Linked DNA regions of Homo sapiens: region 1 is linked to region 2. The links are chromatin loops, found by intact Hi-C in ENCODE. Cell type or tissue: Calu3. All regions are shown on one strand. Links, peaks and the distances in the headings refer to the core of each region. The heading gives the core; the rest is flanking DNA.

Region 1 (16,925 bases), core at 5,260-13,259, 240 kb after region 2:
GACATGAGATGTGGGAGAAGCTGGGGGCAGAATGATATGGTTTGACTCTTGGTCCCCACTCAAATCTCATGTCAAATTGTAATCCCCACGTGTTGGGAGAGGGTCCTGGTGGGGGGTGATTGAATCATGGGGGCAGACTTCCTCTTGCTGTTCTTGTGGTAGTGAATGAGTTCTCACAAAATCTGGTTGTTTAAAAGTATGTAGTGCTTCCACCTTTGCTCTCTCTCTCCTGCTCTACTATATGAAGACTGTGCCTGCTTCCCCTTCACCTTCTGCCATGATTGCAAATTTCCTGAGTCTTCCCCAGCCATGCCTCCTGTGCAGCTTGTAGAACTGTGAGTTAATTAAGCCTCTTTTCTCCATGAATTACCTAGTCTCAGGTATGCCCTTATCACAGTGTAGAACAAACTAATACAACATATAACTCATGCAAAATAAATTTCTCCATATCTAAGAAAATGCAATGCCTACTTGTTTTCTAGGAATTGGCCATATCTAGGATTCTATGCTTGTGAGTAGGGGTAAGTTCTTAATCCTCTGGAGCAGTCAGAAAAATTCTAAAGACAATCTTGGACAGCATTGTTTGTGTAAACTCCTAGCTGCACAGCATAAAGGTTTATATTTAGCATTATTGGAAATGACTCAAAGGAAATTGTTTTTTGTGCTAACTGTGTAAATGTAATGCAAACAAAAATTTATCTACAGAAAAGTGTTAGAATGTAGAAGCAATCTTCTCTTCCCTTCCTCAGTGTTACAATTCTATTTTATTAATATCTACTGAGCATTTAGTATATACTGGATACTTAATATAAAAAAAAAGAATGTGATATAATCTCTACCACTTAGAAATTCAAACCCTGTTGAGTACTTTTTTCCCACTATTTTTAATATCTCACTGGGTAGCCAATGACATCAATGCTGAATAGATTAAAGATGCTGATTTTATGCTGAATAGTTTCATAGAAATAGCATTGAATCCATAGATTTCTCTGGGAAGTATGGCCATTTTAATAATATGATTCTTCCAATCCATGGGCATGTAATATTTTTCCATTTGTCTGTCTCATTTATAACTTCTTTCAGCAGTGTTTCATAGTTTTCCTTGTAGATATCATTCACCTCCTTTGTTAGATGTATTCTTAGGTATTTTATTTTTATGTGGCTATTGTAAATGGAATTGCATTCTTGAGTTGGATCTCCACTTAAATGTTATTGCTACTGATTTTTGTACATAAATTTTGTATCCTGAAACTTTACTGAAGTCACTTTTCAGTTCTAGGAGGCTTTTGGTGAAGTCTTTAGGGTTTTCTAGGTATAGAATTAGATCATCAGCAAAAAGAGATGAAATTTGGCTTCTTCTTTTCCTATTTGGATGCGTTTTATTTCATTCTCTTCCCTCATATCTCTGGCTAGGACTTCCAGTACTACGTTGAATAGGAGTGGTGAGAGTGGGCATCCTTGTCTTGTTCCATTTCTTAAGGAAAATGCTTCCAGCTTTTGTCCATTCAGTATGATGTTGGCTGTGGTTTCTCATAAATGGCTCTCAATATTTTGATATATGTTTCTTTGATGACTAGTTTGTTGAGTGTTCTTTTCATGAAGGGATGCTGGATTTTATCAAGAGATTTTTTCTGTGTCTACTGAGACAATCATATGGTTTTTGTTTTTAATTCTGTTTATGTGGCAAATCAGATTTATTAATTTGCATACATTCAACCAACCCTGACTGCTAGGAATAAAACCTACTTGATGTGGTGAATAAATTTTGATGTGGTGCTGGATTTGGTTTACTAGTATTTTATTAGGAATTTTTCTGCCTATATTCATTAGGGATATTGACATGAAGTTTGTTTTTGGTTGTTTCTTTGACAGATTTCAATATCAGAGTGATGCTCGCTTTGTACAATGTGTTAGAGAAGAGTCCCTGTTCCTCAGTTTTTTGGAATAGTTTTAGTAGGATTGGTAGCAACTCTTCTTTGTATGTCTGGTAGAATTAGGCTGTGAATCCATCTGATCCAGGGTTCTTTTTGGTTGGTAGGTTTTTAAATTACTGATTCAGTTTTAGAAGTTGATATTGGTCAGTTCAGGCTTTCAATTTGTTCCTCATTCAGTCTTGGGAGATTGTGTGTTTCCAGGCATTTATTCATTTCCTCTAGATTTTCTAATTTGTATACATAGAGGTGTTTATAATAGTCTCTGAGGATCTTTTGTATTTCCATAAGATCAGTTCTAATGTTGCCTTTGGCATTTCTGATTAAGCTTAGTTGAATCTTCTCTCACTTCTCTGTTAATCTAGCTAGTGGTCATCAATCTTGTTTATTCGTTTAAAGAACTCACTTTATATTTCATTGATCCCTTGTAAGGATTTTTGCCTCTTCGTTTCATTCAGTTCTCCTCTGATTTTAGTTATTTCTTTTCTTCTACTGGCTTTGTAGTTTGTTCTTGTTTTTCTAGTTTGTCTAGATGTGATGTTAGCTCATTACTTTGAAATCCTTCTAAAGTCTTGATGTAGGCATTTAATGCTATAAACTTTCCTCTTAACATTGCTTTTGCTGCATCCCAGAGATTTTGGTATGTTGTGTCTGTTTTATTTCAAAAAAGTATTTTATTCCTGCCTTATTTTTGTTGTTTACCCAAAAGTCATTTGATATGGTTTGGCTGTGTCCACACCCAGATCTCATCTTGAATGGTAACTCCCACTATTCCCACATGTCATGGGAGGAACCTGGTGAGTGGTGATTGAATTATGGGGGCAGGTCTTTCCTGCACTGTCCTCCTGATAGTGAATGAGTCTCACGAGATCTACTGGTTTTAAAAATGGGACTTTCCCTGCGCAAGCTCTCTTCCCTTGTCCACCACCATATGAGGTGTGCTGTACACCTTCTACCATGATTGTGAGGCCTCCCAAGCCACGTGGAACTGTAAGTCCAATACACCTTTCTTTTGTAAATTGCCTAGTCTCAGTTATGTCTTTATCAGCAGCATAAAAACAGATGAATACAGCATTCAGGAGCAAGTTATTTCATTTCCATGTAATTGGGTGGTTTTGAGAGAATTTCTTGGTAGTGATTTGTATTTTTGTTCCACTGTGGCCCAAAAGTATGGTTGGTATTATTTTGATTTTTTAAATTTATTAATATTTGCTTTATGGCTGAGCATGGGGTCGATCTGAGAGTATGTTTCATGTGCAGATAAGAAGAATGTATATTCTGTGGTTGGTTGATGGGTAGAGTGTCCTGTAGATGCCTATTGTGTCCAGTTGGTCAAGTGTTGAATTTAAGCCCAGACTTTCTTATTAGTTTTCTTCCTCTATGATCTGTCTAATGCCATCAGTGGAATGGTAAAGTCCCCCACTATAATTGCGTGGCTAAGTCTTTTCATAGGTCTGGAAGTACTTATTTTATTAATTTGGGTGCTCCATTGTTGATTATGTATATATTTAGGATAGTTCAGTCTTCTTGTTCAATTAAACCCTTTATCATTATGTAGTGCCCTTCTTTGTCTTTTTTTATTGTTGATGTTTTAAAGTCTATTTTGTCTAAGAATAATGACCCCTGATCTCTTTTAGTTTTCCACTTACATGATAGATCTTTCTTCAACCCTTTGAGACTATGGGTGTCGTTACATGTGGGCTGAGTCTCTTGAAGACAGCAGATGAATGGGTCTTGCTTTTCTATCCAACTTGCTGCTCTTTGCCTTCTAAGTAGGGTGTGAATACCATTTACATTCATGGCTAATATTATAATGTGAAGTTTTGATTCTATCATAAAGTTGTTAGCTGGTTGCTTTGTAGTTGCTATTGTGTAGTTGTTGTATAGGTTCTGTGGGCTATATACTTAAGTGTGATTTTATGGTAGTAGGTATTGTTTTTTGTTTCCATGTTTAAACTTCCTGAATAATCTTTTGTAAGGCTGGTCTAGAGGTAACAAACTCCCCTAGTGATTTCTTGTCTGAACAAGATTTTATTTATCCTTCACTTATGAAGCTTAGTTTGGCAGGATATAAAATTCTTGATTGGAATTTCTTTTCTTTGAGAATGCTGAAAATAGGCTCCCAATCTCTTCAAGCTTGAAAGGTTTCTGCTGAAAGGTCTGCTTTTAGCCTGATGCGGTTGCCTTTGCATGTAATCTAACCTTTTTCTCTAGCTATCTTTCAAGTTTTTTCTTTAGCATTGACCTTAGGCAGTCTGGTGACTATATCCTTTAATAACATTCATTTTGTATAGTATCTGGAAAGTATTCTCTGAATTTCTTGCATCTGGATATAAGAAATCTCTAGCAAGATTAGGAAAATTTTCTTGAATTATTCCCTTAAATATATTTTTCAGGTTTACTTTGTATCCTTATCTTTTAGGAATGCCAATAATTTATAGACTTGGTCACTTTAAGTAATCTCATATTTCTTGGAGACTTTGCTCATTTTTTGAATTTTTAAAAATTTTTGTCTGACTGGATTAGTTTAAAAGAATAGTTTTCAAGCTCTAAAATCCTCTCTTCTCTTTGGTTTAGTCTACTGATAAAACTTTCAATTGTATTTTAGAATTTCTTAAGCAATTTTTAATTCCAGGAGCTCTGATTGATTTCTTTTTAGAAGATTTATCTTTTCCTTAGTTTCCTGGATTACTTTAGAAGTGTATTTGTATTGATTTTAAATCTTGTGTTGGATTTCATCAAGTTTCCTTGACATCTATGCTTTGAATTCTTTAACTGTCATTTCTGAGCTTCCATTTTGGTTAGAGACCATTTCTGAAAAGAATGATCCTTTGGTGGTGTTGCAACATTCATATTTTTCATGGTGCCAGAATTCTTATACTAGTTCTTTCAAATCTGGAGATAAATGTGTTGGTTAGGGTCTTTTGGCTTTACTTCTATAGCCCTTTGCACTTCTGTCACTTCAGATTTTATACTATGCCATGTGGTTTGACCTACAGGCCAGTAGACAGCACTTGCAGGTAAGAGCACTGTAGCACAAGCAGGTAGTTGTGTACCTGATCTTTCTTTACCATGAGGTGCTTTCTGTTGTCTTGGGTGAAGGACTGGACAGTGAAGTACCTGGTGCCCTGAGCTTTTCATGGGGGTTGGGGGACACAGCTGGGTTGAGCTGGAGCCCCAAGCTTGCCTATGAATACAGAGATGGCAAGTGTAAACACCAGCTCTGACAAGAGTGACTAGGAGGATCATCTGGGGAAATGAGTCTCCATGTGGGGGAGAGGCTGCAGCAGCTGGACCACTCTGGACCACAATATGGTTGAAAGCCATGGGAAACACCTGTTTCACCACTCTCTGTGGAAGTGGTTTCAGGGTATAATCTTGTCACCCAACCGGATACATATAGCTTCCTGGCTCTCCTGTTCTCCAATGTGAGAGTACTTCCGCTTCTTATAAAGGGGTGGCTCCACATTTGGACTCATGCAAGTGAGTTGTGTGGTGGTATTGGCTGATTTGGTCAGCTTGACCTCAGACACTGGGGGAATCGGCCAGATGCCAGCTGAGTTGGAATGGGGTAGGTAGTTTCCCCAGTTCCGAGGCCCCAGGTGGCCCACTAGATAGCATATATGACTCCTGAAGGGCCAGGACTAGGGTTGGGCTAGCCCAGAAGTCAAGTGCTGGCTGTGATGGGGAGGGGTGGCCTGGTCCCCAGATCACCAACCAAACTCTCAGGCAGGGGCAGATGGAACACTTAAGTGGTAGAGGATCTGAGGGGATATTACAGGCCTGTGGGGGTTGGGCTTTCAGAAGGGCTCTGGACCACAGGTGAAATGTTCAGGTGGGGGCAGGGCAGCTGTGCTATGGGCCTTCCACCGAGGAAGGCAGGACCCCCTCAGCTGCAGCAGTAAAGACTGTAGGGCATGTGATACACTTGCACTTCCCTCCCACCCAAGAGGGTGGACTTTGCTATTGGTGGCATGCAGAGGTGCTAAACCTTGTCTATTACCTCTGAGAGTTTTGGCTCAGAAGAATGAGGAGCTGTCACCAACCAAAATGTTTGGATTGGGGGCAGGGCCACTGTGCTGGGAGCCCAAGCTGTAGATCCTGCCTGGCAGGAAATAGCAGGGCAGTCTGGCCACTCCTCAGCACTGTGGCTGCATCCTCTAGCAGGGCTATAACTGTTGACACCAAGGGTCCAAGTCCTCTGGGGCTTCACATGGGCTTAAACAGTGCCTGTGCAAAGACTCCAGGTGGCTCTCTGTATTGGCCTGGAGGAGTGAAGGTGTCAGGGAGGTTCTCCCATGCCCAGGATTGCAAGGTTCACGGAGGAAGTGTGGATCCTCTGGGGACACTCATTCCCTCATCATTTCTCCACATTAGGAGGCTTCCGCTGGCTCCACACCAGTTCTGAGTAGGAGGCTGCCTGGCTTCACTTCTGTTTGTTCTTTTTGGTTCCTGTCGCTTCTTTGGTGAATCCAGAAACGATCCCTTTGATGACCCACTTGAAGAGCAAGTGTTTACTCTCTACCCTGTTTCTCTGTGTGAGAGTGCTAAGTCTGCCATCTTCAAGATTTACTTAAAGGCAATTTTTTTTCCCATTATTTTTCACCACCTGTTCTGGAACCACAAAATTAGTAAAACTTGCTGATCATCTTCCAGTATTTCCCAAGGGGGTATTTTTGGCATTTTGTTGAGACAATTCTCTTTAGTATAAAACTGTCTCATGTTTTAAACCCTTGTGCCATAGCACTCTTCAGTTACTGTGACAACAAAAACAGCCCTACATACTTCTGAACACCTGCCAGGAAGAAGTTCCATATTGTACCATTGGCCCAATGCCTACTGTTTTAGAAAAGGGTAAATAGAAGTCCAGAAAAGTTAGATGGCTCAATTAAGGTCTCAGAGCTAGCAACTTCCAAACTAGCAAGCAGATTTTTCTTACTATTCCAAAGATTAAATGAAAGTTTTTTAATGCCATAGCATTCCTTTCAAGTTTTCTGAACTTTTGGTGTTTGGATTTAATTTGAATTAATCAAGCATGTTCTCAAATAAGAAAGTTCAAGGTCTGTGTGGAATTAACTTGGCCGTATATAAAGTGGGATTTAGTAATTGATTTTAAATTACTAATAGGTTTTTCAAAATTTTTATTTGATATTAACATGGGCATATATGTCTCATGACTCTTAAGGACAACTTAATAAAATAGTTAAATATTTAAAGCAAGCAATAAAGCAAGCAGAGAGGATGGGAGAAGATCCCGTTTCTTTCCAGAAGAGCCACAGTAGATAAATGACTGCAAGAACAGGATTAGTGGGAACAATGTGGTCCCTGGCTGTGGTCCAGAATTCAATATAACTAGAGTGAAGGTACAGAGAGGAAGACCAAGGTTAAGTCGGCAAAGACTGGACTAGCTAGACCACCCCTCATGTAAAGATAATTAAAGAAATTTCAGGCCTAGGAATTTTGCATACTACCAAAGCAGAAAATATTTTAGAAAACTCCTTGGAGTTCACAGGGTCATGGAAGAAAACAAAATAGACTCTCAGACAAGAGGTACTACTTATGAGGCACTACCTATATCAAAGTTATAGAACAATAAACATTTATATGCTGAAAAGCACAGCTTCAGATATGCATAATAAAATAAAATCTGTTAGAAACATGAAGAAATTGAGGAAAATCACACAATTTTTCATAGAAGATTTCAATACATCATATATGTTTGGGCTGTTATAACAACATATCATAAATTGTGTATCTTATAAACAACAGAAATTTAATTCTCACATTTCTGAAGGCTAAGAAGTCAAGGTGCCAGCAGATTCAGTGTCTGATAAGGACTCACTTTCTGGTTCACAGATGGTGTCTTCTAGCTGTGTCCTCACATGGTGAAAGGGACGAAGGAGCTCTCTGGAGCCAATTTATAAGAGCACTGATCTCATTCACTTCCCAAAGGTCCTAACTCCTAACACAGTAACATTGGTGATTAAGTTTCAACATGTAGATTTGCAGGGGGGACACAGATATTCAGACCATAGCATCATGCTTTGACAGTTCAAAGGGATTTCTTTTTAAAAATTCGGAAAATATTGGAAAGTCTAAAATTAACCTAATTAATGAAGTTGAGTTTAGATAGACAATAGATAACTTGTAATAGAAAATATATCCTTTTCAATAATTCATGAAAGAGAAATTAATTATCTACTGGGACACAAAACCTTATGCCAGAGTAGAAGTAATAAAAGTCATATCTTCTGACTAAAATGTAATAAAACTGTAATTTAATGACAATGGCTTAAACAAAAAGGCTTGCCTTTGTGGAAAATGGAAAACATGTCTTAAATAATTATTGGGTTAAAAGGAAACCAAAGCTTCCAGTAAAGAATATTGAGAAAATTAAAAAAAAAAAAACTCTTTCTCTTAAAATATATATAAGATATGATAAAGCTATACTGGGGCAAACTCATAACCTCTTATGCTTAAATTACTTTACAGAAAAATATAAAAAGAACAAATGCTTCAATAAAATAAAACATAAAATGTTAGAGTTATAAAAATAATAAGTCAAACTAGAAACTGAGAGGAAAATGTAGTTTGATCACTAAAAGCAAAAACTGGTTCTTTGGGGAAAAATTTTCTTTGAAAGAATGTCTCTTAAGTCCATTACTCTGGTCTAGGAATTAGTGGAAAAGCAATATAAATATATATCTGGAAACATTACTGAGGCTATCGCTGGTCCCATATTGTTCCCTGAGTGCTTAATGTTATCAGTGATAAAGAGCCCGAAGTAACCATAGGTCGTAGATCTAAAAGGCACACGTTCCCTAAGAAGCTCATGACTTCCCTATAACCTGAATTCTACTTGCTTTTCCTCTGCTCAGTTTTTGTCCCATGAACACTACCCACGAACAACCAGAGATTCTCTCAATATGCTTACAATCAATTTTTCTTAAGCCATAACTCCTCCTTCTGTGTTTAGCATGAATACATAAATGTATTTCTCTCTCTAAAATCAGTATCCTTTCAACTGACATGTTCTCATACCTCTCCCTCACTGTTCTGGTGGCCCTCTGCTGCCCCCTCTTGGTTCTAGGCTACCCTCTCAAGCGCTGAGATGTGTGGCTTAAGCCTCTGAATAAAACCTCCAAGTGTTTTTGAAATATCTGCGTAACTAATCCACAGTTGGTGAGTCTTAGCTTTTAGTAATGTAGTGGAATTACAAAGGGCTTTCAGTACTCATAATTCTAACATATAACTAAAGAAAATTTGCTGACTGTAAAAACAACATATTTATTTTTACCGAGTAGCTTTAGAAATTCAGCTCAAATCTTTCTAGATTAACCTTAGTTTTCTAGATAAAAACAAGGTACAGAAATAATGAATGTTCCCAATAATGCAGTGATTCTTGATATTTTTGAGTCATAAATGGCTATGAAATCAGATCAAAACTATAACTCAGAGGAGTGTGTATTCAAAGGCTATGCACCAGGACACTGAAATGTGCTTCCACAACCTATTTTCAAGAAATGACTTGTTGCACCAGTAGTGAGGAGTGCTATCTGCAGACATCTTTCAGCTGTTCACTTCTTCAGGAAGACTTGGTTTGCCCAAGGCCACACGTCCCTTCTAGAGGCCTACGTTAATGACTAATTTTTACAGTAGGTAGCTAGCCAGGCATGAGCGGGGGAGGAGAGGGCTCCCCCAACTCCAACAGGAATGTCAGGTGACCATCAGGTGATGGTCAGGCAGTTGTCACACTGCCTCTCTAAAATAATAATAGATGATTCCCAAAAAGATCTCAGGAATTGGGTGAGTGAGCTCAAGCATGCACATTAAGAGGCAAAATGGTGGAGTTTAACTGGTATATGACCTTCCAGAAGCATTCCACTGGTAAAGAGAAGAATGCCTCAAGTGAGCATGCGTATAACTCCAGTAACACACTGTGCATGAGAACAGGCAGCTCCAAGTGCAGAATAAAGAGATAAGGGATGCAAGACCATGGAAGTATGTCAAGATATAAAACCCCAAGTCAAAAGGTCAAACCCCACACTTGTCCTTCAAGTGGCCTGCTTGGGCCTCTTCCTAGTGTACTTTTCTTCCCGCTGTAAAGCTTTTTAATAAACTTTCACTCCTGCTCTAAAACTTGTCTCAGTCTCTTCTTCTCCTTTATGCCCCTCAAATTTTTTCTTCTGAGGAGGCAGGAACTGAGGTTGCTGGAGACCAGTATAGATTCACTGCCACTAACATAATCACTGATGGGTGATCTTAGCCCCATTCAGGCAACTCTAAAGGGTCATTCTAGTTCTAGAGCTTCCCTATGGATTCAGCTGAGGCTAAAGCTGGGCTGTATCACAGCACAACTTCTTCCTCTGCCTACTTGTATTAGGCAATTTTTGCTAGCTATAAAGAAATAGCTGAGACTGAGGAATTTATAAATAAAAGAGGTTGAATTGGCTTATGGTTCTGCAGGCTGTACACGAAACATAGTGCTGTCATCTTCTGCTGAGGCACTCAGGAAGCTTACACTCATGGTGGAAGACAAAGGGTAGCCAATATGCCACATGATGAGAATGAGAGCAAGAAAGAGAGAAGGGAGAGGTCCCAGATTCAAAACAACCAGATCTCTGTGTGAACTGAAAGGAAACTCACTCATCACCGAGAGGATGGTGCTAAACCACTCATGAGGGACCTTTCTCCATGATCCAATCACCTCCCGCCAGTCCCCACCTCCAACATTTGGAATCATATTTCAACATAAGATTTGGAAGAGGTAAACATCCAAACCATAATACTACTACTGTTTTCTTTCCCTCCCTGCCAGTTGTATTGATCTCTTTGGTAAGGGCACACTTTAATAAACATCCTCACGCTAAACTTCATCTCAGAGCCTCCTTCCTGAAGAAGCCAACATGTGACAACTACAAACATAACTATATAAAGCAGCACCTTTTCTTTCTCCTGGAAATTATTCAAAAGCTACAAGAAGATGCTTTTATAAGTTTGAAAAACATTTTTGGAGGACTTAGACACAATTTGAATGACTCTATAAATCAGCATTTTCCCTTTTTCTTGGAAATTATTCAAAAGCTACAAGAAGAAGCTTTCATAAGTTTGCAAACTATTTTTGAAGAACTTGGATGCATATTTAACTCCCAGACTCCATTTTATATCAAACACTATCAAAAGCACATGACATTTTTTTGTATACACAGAAAGGGCAGTGAAAACAAGAATCCCTGGTGATAAATCTCAAGAGCAGGGATCCACTGAAAAATAGATCTCAAAAAGCACTTGCAAAATATACTTCCTGAAAGTGTGGGTATACTGTGAAGCCAAAAAGTAATATTCCTTTTTTGTGACCGTTAGTACAAAGACTGAATGGATTGAGTTGTCATGTCTTTCTTCTTAAGAAGGCCTGGGGCTATAAAAAGAATTATACAGAAAAATCATATTTATAAGAAGTAACATGACTCTGTAACAGGAAAGGAGAAAGCTTTTGCTCTATGAAAATTACTTAGCCAGAAACTTTATCTTTCCTTCATATCCCAAAAGAAACCTCTTACAAATGGCCAGTCCAGGAAAGCCTAACTCATTCAATGATAAGTAGTATTTTAAAAGGAGAGAATCCATTTTTAAATTACTGTTTTGGCCAGGCTCATGCCTGTAATCACAGCACTTTGGGAGGCTGAGGCAGCTGAATCACTTGAGGTGAGGAGTTCAAGACCAGCCTTGCCAGCATGGCAAAACCCCATTTCTATTAAAAATACAAAAATTAGCTGGGTGTGGTGGCAGGTGCCTGTAATCCCAGCTACTCAGGAGGCTGAGGCAGGAGAATAAATTGAACCTGGGAGGCAGAGGTTGAAGTGAGCTGAGACTGTACCACTGCACTCCAGCCTGGGCAACAAAGCAAGACTTTTCTCAAAAATAATAATAATAACAATAATAATAATAATAATAATAATAAATGAAATACTATTTTTAAAAGTCTCTTATTTTTCCCCCTTCTTTAAAAAAATCTATTAATTCTTTTTACTTCCTGTCCTTTGAGGCAGCTAACACAAGTAGAAACTTTAGGACCAAGGAAACTATTGGGGCTATTGAGGTGGGCAGGGCCTAGAAGGCAACTTTCTGGGTCAGGAGTTTGATTATATACAGGAGGAAAAAGCAAATAAGTGAATAAATTGAGAATAATGAGAACCAAGTTTCTCACTATTGGATAAATGAGTTACAAATATGAAAAGCCAATGGCCAGAATGATCCCTGTGGTATTATGTTTCAATTGGAATTATCACTGGGAACACACAATTTCTTAGATAGACAGAGATAGACAGATAGATACAGAAGTAGATACAAATGTTTGTGTATGTGAGTGACAGACATTTTCTACCTCTGCCTGGTGGGAAAGCCTAGAAGCAATTAATCCCAGGAGCAGTGAGCAGACGTAGTGCTCCAATGTTGGTTTCTAAGTATCATTCTTCTCTAACGTAGAACAAGAGCTCCTTGGAGAAATGAAAGAATAATATAAACTGGTTTGAGAACAGCCTGGGCAACATGGCAAAACCCCATTTCTACAAAAAAAAAATACAAAAATTAGTTGGCCATAATGGTGTGCCTGTTGTCCCAACTACTCTGGAATCTGAGGCAGGAGAATCACCCGAGTCCAGGGAGGGAGTGGCTGCAGTGAACCATGATGGTACCACTGTACTCCAGCCTGGGCAACACAGTGAGACCCTGGAAGATCTTGTGCCAGAAAAGAAGAGCTCAAACAAAAGAATATGAAGGGAAAAAGTAAAAGACAGTATTCAGCTTCTAGGTGGGGGGTTTCCCCGTTTGCCAAATACGTAGCAAATAGAGCAACAAGATAAATAATTATAACAATAGACTATAAACTCATTAAATAAACAGAAATCTATAAGGAGATGTGTGTGTTTGTGTGTGTACATACATGCGTGTGTGTGTGTATATATATGAATATATATATATGAAAGAAAAAGCTATTACTTCCAGCCAAATGCAAGTTAAATGTAGAAAGAATGATGAAATGAGAAAATTACAATTTGGTAGCCATAATAAGAACATATTGAGATAAGAACCTTGGATGGATGCTGAAATGAATGGGTAAATAATTACTGAGGAACAACATATTTACAGTCTAAAAACATATCCCTCCAAAATACTTACTAAAGAGAGAAACAGAAACTTTACAATTGAGAAACCTGGAAGATATCACTTTAAACGAGTGATAAATGTGTTATCATCAGTAATGGGACAAATCAGCACCATATGTTTACTGATGCAGTATTAATACAATGAGAAGAACACAGCATCGCTTCTCTCATATCCCTGTCCTGAATGCCTAAGCTGTGACTTAGTTCATTCAGGCTGCTATAACTAAAAACCTTAAATTGGGTAGCGTATAAACAACAGAAATTTGTTTCTCACATTTCTGGAGGTTGGGAAGTCTATGATCAAAGTGTTAATAGATTTGGTGTCTGGTGAGAGTCTGCTTCCAGTCAAGACTAAAGGGTCATCCAGAGCTTCCCCATGGAGTCAGCTGATGCTACAGTTGGGCCTGTCTCAAAACACAACAAAACAGCACCTTCTTGCTGTGTCTTCACATGGTAGAAGCGCTAGTTAGCTCTCTGGAGTCTCTTTTATAAGAGCATAAATCCCAATCATGAAGGCTGTCCCCTAACAACCTCATCACCTCCCAAAAGGCCCCACCTTCTAATACCATCACACTGGTGATTAGGTTTCAATGTATGAATTTTGGGGGGTGAACACAAACATGAATATTCAGAACATAACAAGCTGAATCTAATCACAAAGAAATATCAGATGAATCTAAACATAAGAGGTATGATACAATTTAACTAACTTTCATTCTTCAAAAAAATAACAAGGTCATGAAAGAAAAGACTGAATATGGGTTCTGGATTGTCAGATAATCAAGAGACATGACAACTAAATGCAACACATAATCCTCTATTGGACCCTGGACCAGATAAACTATTTATTTATTTTTTTGTTATAAAATATATCACTGGGACAATTGGCAAAATGTGAATATGTTCAATGTAGAAAGAAGCATTTTACCTATTAATTTTCTGATTTTGGTACATTGTGGTTATGCAGTAAAATGCTTTTACATTTGAAGAAATAAATATTTATGTAGTTACATGAAATACAGCATCATGTCTACAACTTATTTTTAATTGATTCAGAAAATAGTAGTTAGATAGATAGATAGACAGACAGCAAGTGTGGCAAAAGGTTAACATTTGGGGAATTGGGATAAAGGGTAGATGGAATTCTTCATAGTATTATAACTTTTCTGCAAATCTAGAGTTATTTCAACTAAGATGTTTTAAAACACAGTACTTTTAAAAAGCAAAAGTAAAATTACATGAAAAATGTCATGGTGCAGATTCAAACTGTGATCAAATACTCTGCCATAAAATTAAAAATGTATTAATAAAATTCACTCTAACTAGAATACCATAAAGCAGAAATGTTAGAACTTGAGGAAGAAATGGTAAGACAATAAAAGGAGATACACATTAGTAGAAAAACTAGAAAGAAACAAGAGATAAAGAAAAAAAATCATACACACAAAAAACTAATATGAGAAATGAAATTAGAAGGAACATAATGGAAGTTAGATACTATTGGAACATAGAGGATGAAACTTATAAATGAAAATGTATAACAGAAATAAACTTAAAATGCATTAAACATGAAATAATAAATATAGAAGACGAGGGTGGATCAAGCAACTATGGTTGGAATCCTCAAAAAAGAAACCAAAACAAGAGAACAAATAATTGCATAATATTTTTAAATGCCATACTTATTATTCTGAAAGAAAGATAACAATAATTGAATTGCGACTGGTTTAGGGGGAATAAAATGACTGGAGGACTTTTTATCATCTGAAACAACCAGAAATGATGAAACTGGACTCAAGACTTTTTCAATTTCTGCAGAAAGAAGCTGGCTCACAAGTTTAATAGGGACAGTGATGGATTTAAAAGAAAAAAAGTTTATTTTTAAGTTTGGCTATTCAATTTATCAGCTACATTTGTTTTTATTTTTATTTTAGAGTCAGGGGGGTAATGTGGAGGTTACATGGGTATATTTTGTGATGAATTAGCCACATTTGTGTATGTGTCTATGAATATGTTATTTCTAGAAAGAAACAATCAACTGGCACCAGAAATTTCTCCTAAGAAAAGACATATGTTGTAAATTTGGGACAAAAAAATAGAAGAGAGACAATTTTTGGTGACAATTACTTCCATGCAAAAAGACAAAAGGCAAGACATACAGCAATAATCCAAAAGTTACAGTGAATCCAACCATGCTACCAAAGCACAGTCACTGCTAATTCATGATAAAGACTTCAACAGATGCAACATTCAATACTCAGGCACTCGACTGCTAATGATTTCTGCCACCATCCTTCCGCTTTAACACTGCCTTTGATGGCTCTGCTATTAAACTAGCCATCCTTACTAGATTCTACTCTTCTAGTTTTGAATTGGAAATGTGTTAACCACTCTCCTTTGTTATTAAACGTGATTTTTGTTTACCACGTGTGCTTCCCTTAGATCCTGATTTCTGTATTCCAGTAACACACGACTGATGCTATCCTGAAGCCTAATTATTCCAGAAAATTTAATGTTGTTTTTACCACTGACATATCTTTTACCTAAAGAATGATGCCACTTTGATACATTAGTTTGTTCTAATATTTTAACCTAAACCTTCAAAATTAATACTTTATAGATGACTAGCTCTTCTATTTTCAGTGAGATTCTAATTCTCCTTTGGGAAATAATTTCAATGTATAAATACTTAGGCCTCTTATTTATATCTCATGTAATAGATTAATTCAGTTTTTCCATTTTGTCTCATTTTATTCTCAGTAAAAATACAGACCACCTAGCTACCACATTCCAGGAAAAAAAAAAAAAGAATATTTTTGTTGAAAGAAAAACTTCAGCTGAATTAAATTTAAAGGAGTTTAATTGAGCAAGGCACGATTCACAAATCAGGCAGCCCCCAGAATCACAGCATATTCAGAGACTCTAGAGCAGCCACATGGTGGCAGATTTATAGGCCAAAAAAAGGGAAGTGAAGTACAGAAATTGGAAGTGAGGTACAGAAACAACTAGATTGATTACAGCTCAGCATTTGCCTTATTTGAACACAGTTTGAACACGAGGCAGTGTAAGAGTGGTTGAACTTCTGCTGCTAGGATTGGCCAAAACTCATCTATTGTTTCTGGCGCATACTCCTAAGTTAGGTTTTCAATCTTGTCTACCTATCAAGTCAGGCTGCAGCTCATCCACAAGGACTCAAATATAGAAGTACGGAGTCCTTCTCAGACCATATTTAGTTTGCTTTAACATTTTAATAGTGTTTTCCTAAATGATGATCCACGGGATGTGATATGTTGTTTTGTTTCAGGGTTTGAGATCATACACATTTAAGAAACATTGGATTAAACAATATTAAATAATTTTATTTATGGCAGTATTTGTCAAAGTCTTAAAAAAGTAATGTGTGCTGTGAATTTCTGATAAGGAAAATAGCAAACCTACTGAAAATGATCCCTTCACTTTGGGACTGCCCCTTTTTATTTCAAGATTCTTCTTTTTATAAGAATAAATAATTCCTCTTACTATAACAGTTCTTCACAGAATACATCTTCCAAAAATTAAGTCATATTTATTCCTTGCAATTGTCCTTGTTCCAAGAGTTGACGAAAATGATTCTCAGTTAAGATGTAAAGTGGCCTCTGATTTCTAAGGCAAAATCCCACTTTTCAAAACAAGTACATAAACCAAGCATACGAAATTATTTTATACAATTTGGTTGGTGTTCATGTAATTTTCTTCACATTAGCTTTTAGATATTTGATAAAGGTGTTTTTGACCTTAGAATAGTATTTAAAAGTATATGAATATATTTACTGCAAGAGTGGTTTTTTTT
Region 2 (11,234 bases), core at 1-8,000:
CTATAGTTTTGGTTGCTGTTTTGTTTTTGCAGTAATCCTGACCAACATATGTAGCAGAATTGGTGAAACAAACTGGAAACCTCAGGCATGCCTCGATTAAATTTTTTGTAGAGCCAGTGGGAGCAGAGCACCACCTAGTGTCAGTTTTGAATAATTCTCTCAAATAAGAAAAACTGCCCAGGGTGAAAATAATGTACCCAAAGGCACGTAGTCAATATAGGTTAAATTTAGGTCAAAATCCTGGAACCAAATCCGCATTTATTGACGACAGCCCCATGCTTTTTCTCCTATTATTCTCCACAATTTTACATCAAAGAAAGGCAATATGTAAAAAACAAATCCCTTCCACTAATGGAAATTCAATTTAGGTGACAAATACGTTATAAAACAGGACTATTTGAATATCTGGTATGCCTAAAGCACTATGAGAGCTCAATTCCACAGACTCTAAGGTGAGACTTTTTTTTTTTTTCTTCAGATTTCTGGCTTTCTTATGGTTCCCTGAGGTCTCTGTAGCGACCCATCTGGCACTTCGGATGCTTCTCTGCCATCAACATTGCCAAAAATAATTCAGCCTCTGAAATTTATCACTGAGGAACAAATGAGATGATTTCACTTACCTATGTGGCCCTTCTCTAAAAATGTTCATAGTTAGTTCATGCCAGATGCAGTTTGTGTCTCAGAATGTCCATGTGCCCTCTTCACAACCATGGTTAGCCCCAAGCTGAATGTGAGCCGAGCCAAGGATGGGGAGCCTTTCTTCTCTGCCTCTCTTCCAGCTACTACTTCCCACCCCAAAGAATCCCAGTCTTCTCACCAACTCTGCACTCCTTCAGGGCTCTACAAGTTAATGGAAAATTAAATGACAACAATACCAACAGCTTGCCATATAAAATCATTTCTGGAATGAGGTAAAATATGAGTTAATGAAAGAATAAAGCCAAATAAATAAATAAAATTGCTGTTTTGAGATATCAGTGCTCATTTTGGCTCATATGTTATTCTTCTTATACAACTTTTAAATTTCCCTAAGAATTTTGAGTAAATTCAGACAAATCTAATATGCTCATGAATGAGCTGGTTTGGGGAAGAGGGGACTTTTGGTACAAGAGAGGCTGTGCACATCCAAACTCTGAGAGCCCTGTCCTAAGTCACTGTTGCACTTCCTTGTGTGAACTCTCAAAGATACTCTCTGAATCCATTTTCTTCATCTGTAAAAATGAGAAACATTAACAACTATTTTATATGATTTTTTATGAAGATTCAAAAGGATCTACTATGTGCTAAGTAATCACCAGTCACAAGAAATTTGGCTATGATGATGATTTTTTTTTTTTTGAGACGGAGTCTTGCTCTGTTGCCCCAGCTGGAGTGCAGTGGCATGATCTCAGCTCACTGCAACCTCTGCCTCCTGGGTTCATGCCATTCTTCTGCCTCAGCCTCCCAAGTAGCTGGGACTGCAGGCACCCGCCACCATGCCTAGCTATTTTTTTGTATTTTTAGTAGAGACAGGGTTTCACCATGTTAGCCAGGATGATCTCGATCTCCTGACCTCATGAACCGCCTGCCTCGGCCTCCCAAAGTGCTGGGATTACAGGCATGAGCCACTGCGCCCGGCCTATGATGATGACTTCTGTTGATGTGTGCCCACTGAGAAATCCATTCTAGGATTTTAACAAGTAACAACAACATTGCCCCAGCCCTTTGTTTGAGCCAACGCTTCCAGTTTTTAACTGGCTGCAGATTTTTAATGTTCTGAGAGTTGTCATCAGTAACACTAAAAAAAAAAAAGGGACTCAGTCTGATTAATCAGTCCTGTTTTTAGCCACGGAGGTGTTGCTAGCGGAAAGAAAAGAGCAGAAGAATAGAAGGAAATCTATACTGGCAAATAACATAGGAAAAAATCAACAGATCTAGAACATTCAACTTAAAGTCTTTATCATCCTTTATGTTCTGGCAAATAATAATAATATGAGTTTTTGCTAGTATGCCAGGCACTGCCCTTATCAATGACTAATATTCACTCACTTAATCCTCATAATAATTTATCATTTTACATGTTGAATAAATGGAAGCACAAGGAATAAAATGAACAAAATCATAAGAGCAAATGGCAGAGCTGTACTTTGAACTTGAGGGGCCAGGCTCCACAGACAGGGTAACAGATTAGTGAGCTTTGGTTATATCCTTTTTTTATTTTACTTTTTAATTAACAAATAATAATTATACATATTCATGGGGTACATAGTGATGTTTTGATACATACAATTTAGAGTGGTCAGATCATGGTATTTGCATATTCATCATCTCAAGCATTTGTCATTTCTTTGTGTTGAGAATGCTCAACATCCTCCTTCTAGCTATTTTATTTTAATTTGTTTTTGTTTTCTGAGACAGAGTCTTGCTCTATTGCCCAGGCTGGAGTGCAGTGGCACAATCTCGGCCCACTGCAAACTCTGTCTCCTGGGTTCAAGTGATTCTCCTGCCTCAGCCTCCCGAGTAGCTGGGACAATGCCACCACATCAAGCTAATTTTTATTTTTCTACACCCAGCTAATTTTTGTATTTTTAGTAGAGACGGGGTTTCACCATGTTGGCCAGGCTGGTCTTGAATTATTGACTTCAAGTGATCCACCCACCTTGCTCTCCCAAAGTGCTGGATTACAGGTGTGAGCCACTGCACAGGGCCCCTTCTAGCTATTTTAAATTATATGTTATTACTAAGTATAGTCATTCTACAGTGGCATAGAACACCAGAATTTTCATTTTCCTCTGGCTCCTCTCTATCCCCCTGTCCCTTGCCAAACATCTGCCCAAGTTGTCAAGCCACCTGAGGAAAACTAGTGGTTTATTTTCTAAGTAGGGCACCTCCCCTTATACTCACTAACGTTTTAAGAAAGTTCAAATCTTTTCTACCCAGAACACAAAATATCTCTGGGTACATGACACAGAATAGATTCTTTTTGTTCTTTCTCCTTTATACAGAGTTAAGTTTTCAGACAGCTGCTTTATAGCTTTATTGTCACCTTTTAGCCTGATTATCTGACAGTGTTAATTTAGACTTCATAGCTATTGACTAAAGCAAGTGCCTTGTACAAAGACAATGGCAAAATGGGCAAGGAGACTTTCTTTAATAAGTCCCAAATAAATAGCTTTGGTAAAAGTGTCTACTTGCTATGACAAAATACCATAGGTTCCTCAAAATAGCTTGATTTTTTAAAAAGTTGGTAGGCAAATTCAGCGTTGTCTTTAAACTGCTACTGACCTCTCATTCTCCTTTGTCTGGACTCCTCAGGGAAAATAAACCATTTTCGTTAGCACATATTCTCAGTGAACAAGCCTGATACCTTGGGTAATACAAAATAATGGAACGTTTGTGTGTGCATTGTAGTGAATAATTGATTTAGAATATATATCATTCAGAATATATGTAACTGTTAGCAATAATGAGGAGGGACATGGCTTTACTTTTGGTCTTCTAAATGAGAAAAATATTGTAGAAAACTATGATCCAAGAACGATGTTACTTTATTTCTTCTACATTTTCATGGAACAAATTACTCATTTAAATACTGACTCAAGATTCTATTTTTTTGCAGTAACTGTCATAAAACACTAGTGAGCAGACTCATTGTTAAATGGTAATACTCATGGCCTGTCAGTCACCCATTAGCATGATTGAATTAGCATTCATGTGGTAATTACCATGAATTGTCTATTTCTACCATCCTGTTTTCTCCCAGCACCAAGCATTGGGGATATCACAGAGATTTTGTGAAGTCACAGAGAAAGGCAGAAGACAGACAAATAAACAAATTGAGCTTCCTACCACCTCCACTACCACAGTATTGGCAAGAGCATCTTGAATAAATATGACAACGATGATGATGATAGCTAATATTTATTGAATAATTATTCTTTGCCAGGCATTATTCAATTGTTTTGCATATACTATCTCATTTACTGCCTCCACCCACCCTATAAAGTATGCGCTATTATTAAAACCATTCCACAGAGGATAAAACTGAGACTTAGAGACATGATGTAAGTTGCCCAGGATCACGCAACTACTGAGTAGCAGAGCTAGAATTCAAACCCAGATAATCTGAATTTAAAATCCATATGCTTAACAGTTTAACTCTACTCCAGAGTGTCTCAACCTCAGCATTGTTGACACACATGACCGGGTAATCCTTGCTGTCAGGGCTGCCCTGTGGAATGGTAAGATGCTTAGCAGCTTAGCGGTATCCCCAGCCTCTGCCCACTACATTACAGTAGCACCTTTTCTCCCTTGCTTTCCACCTCCAGTTGTGGCAGCCAAAAAGTCTCCAGACATTGTCAAATGCCCTCTAGGGGGCAAAATTTCTTCCCCATCCATGCTGAAAACCACTGTTCCACTCTAACCCCTCTTTATCTGATTATAAAACCTCATGTCATTAAATAACTTTTAGAAATATAATTTTAATGGCTGTGATAAATGTTATTGAATATTAAATTAGTGCTACACTTAAAATATTACTTTTGATTATTTAATAAAGAAAAAATTATATTTGAAAACTTAAAGCAATCAGGTTCTTTGAGATCTACCCCTTTGGTGTATATAAGATATAAAGGTAAGCTCTGTCAATTAAATAATAAGCCAGAGGTGATTTATATTGCAAAGACTGTTAACTTCATTCTATAAAATGTGTCACCATTTTTTACTCAGCCTACTTCTGAAGATAAAATGAAGGAGACTTGTGTCAGTAAGAAATCTCTTTAATAGTGAAAGAGTTTATTTGGTTACTGTATACAGACATAGCCTAAGTCAACAATCAAATAAAACATAACTGCATGCATATATTTCTGAAAATGAAAATAAATTAATTACTGACATTTTTAAAACTTCAGAATTCTATTATTTTTCTAAAATATCTAATAAATCAAAATTTACTAACACTTTGGTTTTATTTTTGCTCCTTTTAAAATATATGCTTAGATATATATTTAAAGGATGTATTTTACTATTTCTACCAATATCATTGACTAAATGCTTAAGTGCCTACTGCTATGTTAGCTACTTTAAAAAAATATAAAAATTAAGGTCTGCATTGCTGAGGAAGTTATTTAAAAACAAGTCAGACATACACAAAAGCCCTAAGAATAAGAAAAGAGAGTGTAAAACAACTAGTATTTTGTATAATTCATATTAAAGTAAAACACACACACATACACAGACCAAAGTTAGGGAAGATAGTAAAATTCATTTAATAGGCATGTTCCATATAACCATTTTGTTACAAATTTTGCATTTTCCACATGAAAAAAATCACAGTAGGCACATACTAGAAGCAAAATATGTCAGACAAAAATATCCTAAAGATGTTTCTGTTATCAAACTTTTACAATTTTTCCAAGACGTTTTTGAGGTTTGGGAAAAAGTCTGGGGCATTTTTGGCAAAAAACAAACACACTCTATCCATGTGAGTTTTGACTATTGTTCTTTCTCACCAAAAATGTCCATAATTTTCTACAAATTCCATGAAGTTTTAAATCAATCATGTTTGATTTACATTTACCAAGAATGATTTGCCCATCACCATAAAAATTGAATTAAAAATACATCAGGCTAAATAAATCCAAAAGAGAACAGTGAATTTTGTTGGGTTTACAGACAGTGGTATGCATTTCTGTGATCATGTATTATTCTTAACCTTTTCCTTCAGTGCGATTTGGAAGTAACCTGCCTTTTAATAGCTTACCTTGGACATCATCATTGCAATCAAAGTGAGTAGCATCACAACACAATTATCTAATATACACATGCTGCTTAGGGCTGCAATGTTACCACAGTTACCACCAGATTAAATGTCTCAAGAAAACAGAACCACTAAGTCTTTCAACATGCAGAAATTCAGCACTCTTGATAGATTATGAGCCTTCATTTTTCTTCATTTTGAGGCTTTTCCAATTGGTCTTGTGTTGTTTTTTCATCTTTCTCTTTTGCATCTGAAAAAAAAATTTCCATTCATATGTGGAATATATTGAAATTTATTTTGTATTATGTTAGAATAAAACCATTGGTTTTTCCTTTGTCCACCGTCCATATTTTGCCCTCAATTCAGATATGGAAACTATACAAAGAAGAGCGATATGAGTAGGTTTGGGAATCTACCTTCTCCTGATCAACTTTCTCCTATTCTACAGAGTTATGAAGTGCCAGACAGTCTTCTAGGGTATTCTCAGAGCCTCCATTTACAGATTACTAAAATGAAACACAAGCAGGTAAAGTGACTTGTCCAAAGTCAGAGACTAGTGAGTGACAGTCACAACTTGAGCTTGGGCCAACTGACTCCGTGGTGTATGTCCTTAGCCAATTCCCTATGCAGGATTGCACTCTCCCCAGCTTCTTCACACTTTCTACTCCCTTTGCTCTTTCTTAGGAGACAACCTCACTTTCTACTTCATAGGAAAAAAAAATAATCAAAGTTATCAGACAGGAGTTCCCTCAACTTCCTGCCATTAAATATCTAAAACTCCCCGTGATCTGTGCTTATTCTTTCTGCCTTCCCTCTTTTTACAATGGAAGATGCACTTGTGAGCACTGGCTATGTAATTTGTTGGTGCCCAGTGCAAAATGAAAATGCAGTACGCTTGTTCAAAAATAATGAAAAATTTCAAGACAGCAAGAATAGAACATTAAACCAAATGCAAGTCTCTTCTAATCAAGGAGCCCTATGCAACCACCCTGGTTGCACAATTTTGGAGCTGGCTCCTGGTGTTACTCCTGCTATGCAGTCTAATACCTTCATGATCCCCCATCCTATCCATTTTTGCTTCATCAAGAGGCTGACTCTAATAATCATCTGCGCTCTTCATTTTACCTGACTTTCCCTTTCTCCTGGCTCCTTCGTTCCCACAAGTCACTACTGTCTTTAAACTAACAAAGACCCTCTTTCAACTGTAAGTCTTCCACATACTATCTTCTCTTTCATCCTTTAAAAGGTATCCCTCTTTTGTTGTCTCCGTTTTTAAGTGAAACTATTTAGGTCTACTACTCCTGCAAAACTGCTCCTACCAAGTCATCAATGGTATCTTTGAAATCTGATGGACTCTATTCAGTTCTTCAACTCTCATTCATCAAATATTTATTAAGCATGTACTACGTACAAGGCAATGAACAAAACATGAATCCCGGCTCTCAAGGAAAATCTGATGAGAAATATGGACAATAAACAAAATAAATGAAATGTGTGGTCAATAAGAAGTAAAAAGGGCTAATGAAGACATTAAAACAGGAGTGGAAAATAGAAATTTTCAAGAAGTCTTGTGGCCTGAAGGATGCAATTCTAGACAGAGTTAGCTGGGAATGCCTCACTGAGAAGGGGACATTTGAGTAAAGGCCTGAAAAGGTGAAGAAGAATTCTATATAGATAGTGGGGAGAAGAGCATTCCAAGCACAGAGAAAAACAAAGCCAAAGACAATAATATGCAGGAAGGATTTGCAAGCGGGACAGTGGTAGAGAAAATTGGAATAGAAAATGGAGTCATAGAGGTACCAAAAAAACTAGATCCTGTGAGTGAAAAATGGCAGATTTATGGACCAATTTTGAAAGTAGAGCTGACAGTATTCACTGATAGATGGGATGGAGAATACGAGAAAAAGAGGGGAGAAAAGGATGATTCCAATATTTTTGGCAATAATTTTGTTAACTGGAAGTATGAATTGCCACTCAGAGATGGGAAAATGCAGAAAGAGCTGTTGTCAGGAGACTATCTGGAGTTCGCTTTTATACCCATTAAGTTTGAGATTCCCATTAGATATCCAAGCGGAGACGCCAATTAGGCAATTAGTATATGAGTGTGCAGTTCAGGAGAGCTCCAGGTTGGAGACAAAAATTTGTAAGTCATCAAAAGCACAATCATTATCCCAACGAAATCAGATTACATCACAAGTGAGGGAGTGTTGATAGAGATGATGTCCAAAGACTGAATTCTGATAACCTCCAATTTATTTAGAGTTAGGGGAGATGAGGAAAGAAAAGCTGAAGGAGGAGCAGCCAGGGAAGCAGGAAGAAAACCAGATGAGTGGAGTGTCCGGAAAGCCAAGGGAAGAGAAACGTTACAGGAAAGAGTGACAATCATCTGTGACTAAGAGATCGTGCAAGAGGATGGCTAAGAATGAACCACTGGTGTTAGCAGAAATGATGTCATTTGTGATCTTGAAATAGCAGTGGGGTGATGTGGTGAGGTGAAAATCTTATTAGGGTGAGAGAAAGAATGGTACGCAGAAGATTTGGAGCCACAGAAGCAGATAACTCTGTCAAGGAGTTTTGTTACAAAACAGAAATGGAGAACTAGGACAGTAGCTGGAGGAGAATTGGGATCAAGGGAGAATTTGCACCCTAACAATCATAATTGGTTGCCTTCTAATTAACATGGCAGGTGCTTAATAAGTGTTTATTGAAAGAAATCCCTTAGAAAAATAAGCTTGGTAGAAAATGGTACTCTATAACCATATGAAATACAAAACACTAAATTATTTGCACAGTAATTGAAGCTGCACTTGCCACCACTGATTCTAAGCAAGCTACACACAAAGCTTTATAGCTTTCAGAGAAGAGTTGTTATATCTGCTATCTCTAAGTTGGTCTAATGAGCAGAAGATGATATGAAGTCCCCTTAAGTTGTTATCTTTCTGTGAAATGAACTAGGAACTCAAGATAATAATTAGATGAAAACTAACAGGATATCATTTATTGTCAATCTAGTATCTTGCTCAGGATTATTAACTAAAATATAAAACATGATTCCAAATACCTCTTATAGTCTCATTTTTTGCTTTGTAATGTGAAAGTGTTTAGAAATACATTCAAAGATGATTGCAGATAAAAAGAAACAATAATCTGCTCAAGAGGTTATGATTGCTGTCAACTTTGTATTGTGATGTTAATGAAAGGAAAACATTTTGTATTGTGATGTTAATGAAAGGAAAATGATTTTTCATATATTATGTGCTTCCTAGTTAACATTGCTGTTATTCTTCAACCTTCTGCATATGTCAAGTGCTTTCAATGTAATCGAATATATTTTCAATATATTCTTCCAACATAATTTCTCTGAGAGTGCAACATCAAACTTCCCTTTCAAGCCTGTTACTGTCATTTCAAATGTGAATAAGCTATTTTGAACTGTTACTTATCTCACTTTTTTGATCATAATAAGAACTCTTGGGAAAGCAAGAAAATGTTGAGTTCTAGATTATCTGGCTTGGTTCTTCTGTTCTCTAGAAGCCTAGCTTGGAAAAACATTTCTCATATATATATATATATATGTAGTAACATGTTACTTTATATAAATATTATGTTGAGATCCTTATTATATATCTTTTAGGTAACATACCACTTTAACTGTTTACTAAATTAGGCTTTTCATTAATATACGTTTAATATAAATCAGATATAATAGTCTATTTTTTTACATTTCCTATTTCCATCCTTGTGTTCTGCTCTTCTTTGTATCAACTGCCTTTTCTACTCCTTGTCACATTTTTAGAGTGCCTCCCAGAACAATAATTCTGCAAGATGCTTCTTCAGAGATGGCCAAATAAATGAGAGAAAAAAATGTTGTATGTTCTATTTTTAGAAGGGTGTAGACACACTATTACTTTAAAGTCTCTGTAACAAAGGCTCTGAGAAGTCCTTGTCTAAAAAGGAAACATTCCGAGAAGTGTAAAAAGCCAATTATGTTGAAACCAGCAATTCCAAACTCATTTGACTACAGCACCCTTTTTTTCTGGGTGACACATTAACACCCAAAATAATTTCTATGAAACATTTATAGAGAAAAATTGGTATAATGGGAAAGATGAAGGCTTTGGAACCAGACATTCTATTATCACTTAATTTTTGTGAGCTTGGGCAAGTCACTTAACCTGTTTGGGGTTAGTTATGGTAACATCTATATATCAAAAGAGTGGAGGACTTCTAAGGCTCCGTCTTTCCTTCTCATATTCTGTGGTTCCATTTGTACTGAAAAGGTAATCTACTCATGTGGCTTGTCAGGTATGGGATAATTTCATTTGCACTGTTTTCTCCTCAATCATATAAAATATGTTTTGAAAATATACACTCAAGGCCAGGCGCAGTGGCTCATGCCTGTAACCCCAGCACTTTGGGAGGCCAAGGCAGGCGGATCACCTGAAGTCAGGAGTTTGAGACCAGCCTGCCCAACGTGGTGAAACCCCGTTTCTACTAAAAATACAAATATTAGCAGCGTGTGGTGGTGGGCACCTGTAATCCCAGCTACTCAGGAGGCTGAGACAGGAGAATCGCTTGAAACCGGGAGGCAGAGGTTGAAGCGAACCAAGATGACGCCATTGCACTCCATCCTGGGAGACAAGAGTGAAACTCCGTCTCAAAAAAAAAAAATACACTCAAATATTCAAAAATGTATATCTCAGAAACTTTTTCCGTCTGATCCACCAGACCTATATATCAAATCGCTTCATTGACTTGTCCATTTAGATGTCTCGTAGGCATCCTGAAGACAAAAATTTTCACTCCTCCAACTCTTAAAATTGCCCATCCTCTAGGCTAACCCTTCTCGGTGTATGGCATCAGCACCTGCCTGACTGCTCTAGGAGTTATCCTCCAATTCTCTTCCTCATCTCTGCCACATCCAATTCATCAGCAAGTCCTATTGATTCTGCCTATAAAACATATCCCAAATCCACTGATCTTTCTCCATCCCAGGATGCCACCCTCTGTCACCTCCTGTTCATATGTCATCAAATATCATTGACCTTTTTATCATGGTTATCAATTTATAAGGGATAGATTAAGACAGATTATGAACTGGGCAAATCTCAGGTTAATTTCATGCAGCATGCAAAACACTTGAAATCCTAGATTTCCTGCCACTTAGGCATATTTATTAAAAAAATTAAAAATAAAAACAAAGGATAGATCTGAGGGAAATCTGCAGATCTTCCTCACCTCAAAATTTGTATGTTTAAGTGAATAAATTATTGAAACCATAACATCTGAGACAGACTCCCGCTTTCAGTTTTCATTAGCAACTGGAAACCATTCATTTTAAAATTCATAATAACATCTATGCTTAGCTAATGAGAAAAAAATAAGCCTTCAAACTGCTTACTTGTGACTTTGTTAATAAAATATTATCTATGTCATCTACCTATGTAAGCCTATATCCTTCTGTGTATTTTTTCTACTCTTTAATTTTTCATTGACA

Evidence for each region. A loop is a pair of places that touch in the nucleus more often than their neighbours do. Peaks named below come from ENCODE experiments on the same cell type or tissue, not always from the same donor. Only the 100,000 strongest peaks of a DNase experiment are listed, where the experiment ranks them.
Region 1: it touches region 2 in a loop (10-fold over the local background); 21 of 110 quality-filtered maps call a loop at or near these places.

What each region holds. Positions count from the first base shown.
Region 1 is chr6:122,484,190-122,501,114 of GRCh38, reverse strand. It overlaps a transcript of PKIB not described here. Among named protein-coding and RNA genes, the nearest start is that of SERINC1, 21 kb to the right of the region's middle. In Calu3, for the core only: a CTCF peak has its summit at 9,017 (motif pointing left); DNase peaks (open chromatin) are centred at 6,014 and 9,014.
Region 2 is chr6:122,719,881-122,731,114 of GRCh38, reverse strand. It overlaps PKIB (cAMP-dependent protein kinase inhibitor beta), which reads right to left. Exons shown (of 5, transcript NM_181795.3): 5 at 4,742-5,987. The coding sequence ends at 5,920. Among named protein-coding and RNA genes, the nearest start is that of FABP7, 54 kb to the left of the region's middle. In Calu3, for the core only: a CTCF peak has its summit at 135 (motif pointing left); DNase peaks (open chromatin) are centred at 114 and 4,334.